2 separate regions of the Homo sapiens genome follow, and region 1 is linked to region 2. Evidence: read pairs that join two places in POLR2A ChIA-PET (ENCODE). Cell type or tissue: Panc1. All regions are shown on one strand. Each heading gives the region's core, and the rest is flanking DNA. Links, peaks and the distances in the headings are about the cores only. Region 1 overlaps NMBR (neuromedin B receptor). Region 2 holds the start of LOC105378031 (a long non-coding RNA gene).

Region 1 (2,922 bases), core at 128-2,627, 59 kb before region 2:
CTTACATGTAATATTAATTTCCTTGCTCTCTTTTCCTCTTTCTCTTGCTCCCTCTCCCTCTATATATGTGTATAATTTTTATAAATATAAATAGAATATTTATATATTCAAATATATTTATACATAAATATTCTATTTAACTAATCTTAATTTTATAATGAATTATTTTAAGTAGTGAAATTCCAGAAGAGTACAATAAGGACTTTTGAGTTAGAAAACATAAAACTTAAAATTGATTACAATGCAAATGTTTACCTTGTCTAATTCAATTATGATGTGACAGTGCTCTTGGTGGGCAATATCTGGAAAAGTTGCTTAATTTATAAGTGACATTGCATATATACACATCTTATCAGTTTATGGCTAGATCATCATAGGTAGTCCTTGGCTAGTTACATTGTTATTATTCAATTGTTCAATTTTATCCTTTAATAACAAAGAACTAGTCAAATGTTTTCCCTAATGAAGAGTGTTATTTAGCTAACTCCAGAACTGAGCCACCATTTCTGATCAGTTTACATTAGACTCAGATGGTGGTGATTTGGGAAACTGTTTTGTGCTTAGGGACAACCTATTTAAAACAGCATATCAGATGTTTATTGAATATATATCTACGAGTGGCATTACTCAATCATAAGCATACATATACTCTGCCTTAATAGATAGAATTAACAAATAAAATTGTCGAGCCAGGTTCCAAAAGAAAAAATAAGTTAGTAATTTATTTTAAAAAATTGTCAGTTTCCAGTAAAGCTGAACATACTCAAGTACTATGACCTGGCAAATCCACACCTGGGATTTATTCAAATGTGCACCTGAACACATGTAAAAGAATGTTCATAGAAACGTTACTCAGGTTGACTAAAATTGTAAGGAACCCAAATGTTAATCAATATAGAATGGATAAACAAACTGTGGTATATTTATAAAATGATGTAGTATACAGTAATGAAAAATGCCACCTGAGAAAAAACATGAGTGGATCTCACAGATATGGTGTCGAGTGAAAGAACCTAGACACAAGAGTGTATGCTGAATGATTCCATTTATACGATGCTCAATAGGAGGCACACTTATTCAATAACAAGCCAAATGGTGGTTATTTTGGGAGATGGTGGCTAGATTGTGGGCTCTGAATGATGGTTAGATTAAGCAGAACGATTAAGAAATGTGTACGTTATACACGTTATAATTCAATAAAATATAAATTTAAAAATAATATGCCAACAATAGGAAATAATTTTCACATTTAAGGTAAGAACAGTAGATGATCAGAAGAAGAGTAGCGAGAGGATTTCATTTATGAGCTTCATTCTTTGGCACTCATTTTTTTCCCCTAAATTCTGTGTTTCAGCATTAGGGACTTGCCAACTCAGCCCTTTAATCCTCAGAGATTCCAAAGTTCTTGCCTGGAGCTCCTCCTGCTTGGAGGCGGGTAAGGATGGATGTATATAGGGGCACACACACATGCATGGAGGACTGACCTCCCCTCCAGTTCCACACAATACAACAGGAACTTCACAAACAAGAGCAAAGCTGTGGGAAAAGCAGGTTGCAGGTGGCCCCGCCTAGTTCCCGGGATTTCAGCTGCGGCCCGCTGGACAGCGCCAGGATGACTTCTGCTTCTCTGGGCGAAGAGTCCGGCAGGTGCTTCTACTGATCCCCAAGGGACAGCTCCTTGTTCCTGAAAGGCTGTTTTCCGCTAGATAACCGCGAGAACAAACCACTGAATACGGAACAAAGACGCAACCGCTTTGCTTTTTTTTTTTTTTTAATTTAAATTCAGAGTTAGCCGGAGCCATTTCCCCCCTCTAGAAGCGGAGCGCCCGAGTGTGTGGACAGACCCCTCCCCAGGTCCTGAACTCTTAGGGACGTGGTGCTGTGAGGCTTGCCCCGCGGACAGTAAACTTGCAGGGGCGAGAGGGAGGGACATCGATTAAACCTAAATCGTGGGCGTTCAGTCCTCAGGGCACCGGAGCGCGTGAAAACTCCAGCGGACTCTGCTGGAAAGGAGATCATGCCCTCTAAGTCTCTTTCCAACCTCTCGGTGACCACCGGCGCGAATGAGAGCGGTTCCGTTCCCGAGGGGTGGGAAAGGGATTTCCTGCCGGCCTCGGACGGGACCACCACGGAGTTGGTGATCCGCTGTGTGATCCCGTCCCTCTACCTGCTCATCATCACCGTGGGCTTGCTGGGCAACATCATGCTGGTGAAGATCTTCATCACCAACAGCGCCATGAGGAGCGTCCCCAACATCTTCATCTCTAACCTGGCGGCCGGGGACTTGCTGCTGCTGCTCACCTGCGTCCCGGTGGACGCCTCGCGCTACTTCTTCGACGAGTGGATGTTTGGCAAGGTGGGCTGCAAACTGATCCCTGTCATCCAGCTCACTTCCGTGGGGGTTTCCGTGTTCACTCTCACTGCCCTCAGCGCCGACAGGTAAGAGCACAGGTAGCTGTGAGTGGCTTGGAAAAGTCGTGGAGAGGGGCGAGTAGAGAAGACTCACCCGGAGTGCACCTACTGGCAGAAGGACGCAAGGAAAGGTTGGGTGTGGAGAGGAAGAGAGGGAGAGAGTGTGTACCTGGGAAGTAGAGTAAACAGAGTTAAAACGGACTGACATGTGAGGCTTGGAAAAATATAAGAAAATTACTATGTTTTAAAAAAAACAATTAAAATTGCATTTAAAATTGCATCTCCTAGTCCCACCTCCGACACTTAGGGAATATTATTTCATAGAAAAGCTATAGAATAAACATGCAAAAGAGCGAGTATCTTGTTGAAGCTTTCTGTGTGTGCTTAAAATCTTATTAGTGTTCTTTCCTTTATGCAGTAGAGTAAGAATCTAATAGGTAAGAATGTCTGCTTAATATTAGGCAAATATTTAATTTTTATTTCTTTCAAGTAAGAGGAGAACTTACTTAA
Region 2 (2,922 bases), core at 201-2,700:
TGGGACTGCAGGCGCCCGCCACCACGCCCGGCTAATTTTTTGTATTTTTAGTAGAGACGGGGTTTCATGGTGTTAGCTAGGATGGTCTCGAACTCCTGACCTCATGATCCGCCGGCCTCGGCCTCCCAAAGTGCTAGGATTACAGGCTTGAGCCACCGCGCCCGGCCGAGACCTAGCATTTTTTATCGTTGTTATTTATCCCAAAGAAATGAAAACCAAAAGGCTTTTATAATTACGATCATTCTGCTCTTTTCTGAATTGCTTTAAACTGTAAAAAAAAACCTTGGCGTACATGAATAGGAGAATGAATATGTGGTATATTAATACATGAAAATATTTTTCAACAATAAAAAGCAGCAATGTGGTGATACAGCAACAAGAATGAATCTCAAAAACATTATGCTTAGCATAAGAAGCTAACCATAAAAGCACGTACTGTATGGTTTCGTGTATATGAAGTCCTGCGATAGGCAAACCTAAGTATAGCGAGAAAAATCAAACCAAGAGAACAGGAGTTGTCTCTGGGAGTATTCAAGAGATTGATTGGGAAGGGGCATAAGGGAACATTCTGGGGTAAAAATAATATCCTATGTCTCGAAAGGAGTTTGGGTTATCCAGCTATATCCATTTATTGAAACTCAAATCTCTCCTACACTTTATTTATTTCATACTATATAAATGCAAAAACTATAAGATTAGATTAAAAAAAAAACCCTCAAGGAGAATACTCATGTAAGCCTTGAATCAAGGTGAAAAGAATGGCACAACTGGAGAAAGAAAGTATATGCAAGCCTGGGGGCCAGAGAGACTCCTGGGCACAGCTCCGCAGGGATTTGTCTCATATAACACTCTTAGTCTGTGGATTATAAGCCACCAATATGGAATGAAGAATATGAGTTTCATGAGACCGGGAAAAACTTTCCAGCTGGATCTTTTATGCTGATTAGTCACATTGCCAAGCTAGTAAACATTTAACCAGTTACACCAGGTGTAAGCGATCAATAAACAAGTTGGTCTTGGGTGTAAAGTATAAAATGGGAAAATTAAACAGCACAGTATTAATCGTTAGTTAACCCACTTGTTTTATCTTGGTCCCAGACTTTTCTAGGCATCTCCAGTTGTTAAGCACAGAGCTGTCCCAGTGTAGCTGTCACATAATGGTATGGTCAGATAATGGTATGCAGTAAATTTTAAATAAAAGAAAATAAGCTGTAAAAAAATTGCACTCTTCTTTATAATCTGCATTCAGAAGTACTTAAGCAGAAGAATATAGATTCTGTGATTTACTTTAAAACGAATAGAGCTTGATGACGGGGAGATGAGTAAATACAGGGTTAAAAATAAATAAAATACTAGTGGTAAATTTAGGAAGTGAATGTACTGGTGTTTATTTTAAATTCTTTCAACTTTGCTGCATATTTGAAGATTTTTATAAGATTTTGGAAAAAATCTGTAAATGCAAAGATTTATTAAATGTTCTATAACTAAAAATTTTGACCTAGGAAAAGGGATTGCTCCAATAAAAATATGAGTGAAACAAAGTATGTTGTCTTCTCTTTCCTACCATTCTTTGTTTCTTGCTCTTTGTGATGGTTAATCCTTTGGATTGAAGGATGCAAAGTATTGTTGCTGGGTGTCTCTGGGTGTTGCCAGAGGAGATTAACATTTGAGTCAGTGGACTGGGGGAGGAAGACCCACCCACAATGTGGGTGGGCACCATCCAATCAGCTGTCACCTTGGCTTTAAGACAGAAGAAGGCGGAAGAAGCTGACTTGCTGAGTTTTCCAGCGTTTATCTTTCTCCCGCGCTGGATGCTTCCTGCCTTTGAACATCAGACTCCAAGTTCTTTGGCTTCTGGACTCTTGGACTTACACCAGTGGTTTGTCGGGGCTCTCAGGTCTTCTGCCACAGACTGAAGGCTATACTGTCAGCTTCCCTACTTTTGAGGTTTTGGGACTCGGACTGAGCCACTGCTGGCTTCCTCGCTCCTCAGCTTGCACGCGGCCTATCGGGGGACTTCACCTTGTGAGCGTGTGAGTCAATTCTCCTTAATAAACTCCCTTTCATATATACATCTATCCTATTAGTTCTGTCCCTCTAGAGAACCCTGACTAATACACTTTTCTTTCTGCCTCTTCTTTGCTTCTAGGTACGTATGAGCTTTTTGCTCATCACCGAATATCTCTATTAAGATTTCTTTCAGAATTACTCTAAAACCAGTAAACTGAATAGGTGAATTACACTAAGGTGCTATAATTATAAACAAACTCTTAATGAGGTCTAATCTCTGCAGTTGAATAGTACTGTCAAGTATGTATCTATAGAATTATAAGGAAGTTCCATTTTTCTGAGATAATTTCAATTTAATTGCAAAAATAATGTTCACGTAGGAAAGTAATTCACAAGACGATGATGAATTTTATAAACGCAAAACTCAGTGGTGTATCCCAAACAAATTTTGTTCTAAAGAAGGTGAGAATATGCTCAACTGGGAGAGCAAGTAAAAGTTTCAAATTGAAGGTGGATCTTAAAGGATGAGTGGGCTCTCCATACACGAATATAGCCTTCTAGGCAAGGGGAATGAAATGAGAAAAAGGACAGTGGTCTGTCAATTTGCTACATATTTTTTTGAGGATAATATGGAGTTCATATTGGAGAACAGTGATTTGGCAGAAATTTTTGAATTCATTTTGGCTATATTCGAAGGCAGAATATTCAATATATCTCCAAGGAAGGTGGAAATGTAAGACTGTATCCTTGAGGCCAGTATTAGAGGGGTAAATGTCCCATGTAGCATTGAGTGTGATTTCATAAATCAAACAAGAATGTGTTTCATTACCTGATTGATGTACACCTTACATAGATTTAAAAAGCATTTTTATGGAACAAATTACTGACAGTGTATGTGATCTCACAGGGAGA

Evidence for each region. ChIA-PET counts read pairs that join two places held together with the same protein. Peaks named below come from ENCODE experiments on the same cell type or tissue, not always from the same donor. Only the 100,000 strongest peaks of a DNase experiment are listed, where the experiment ranks them.
Region 1: POLR2A ChIA-PET joins it to region 2 with 11 read pairs; 1 of 35 experiments calls an interaction of 5 or more read pairs at or near these places.

The regions. Positions count from the first base shown.
Region 1 is chr6:142,087,754-142,090,675 of GRCh38, reverse strand. It overlaps NMBR (neuromedin B receptor), which reads left to right. Exons shown (of 4, transcript NM_002511.4): 2 at 1,355-2,439. The coding sequence starts at 2,018. Among named protein-coding and RNA genes, the nearest start is that of GJE1, 44 kb to the left of the region's middle. RefSeq lists enhancers at 1,603-2,154, 2,155-2,708. In Panc1, for the core only: no CTCF peak of the experiment used is centred there; no DNase peak of the experiment used is centred there; H3K4me3 peaks cover 520 bases; H3K27me3 peaks cover 420 bases.
Region 2 is chr6:142,029,274-142,032,195 of GRCh38, reverse strand. LOC105378031 (a long non-coding RNA gene) reads left to right here and starts at 1,770. Exons shown (of 4, transcript XR_943079.3): 1 at 1,770-2,033. In Panc1, for the core only: no CTCF peak of the experiment used is centred there; no DNase peak of the experiment used is centred there; H3K4me3 peaks cover 1,764 bases; H3K27ac peaks cover 2,276 bases.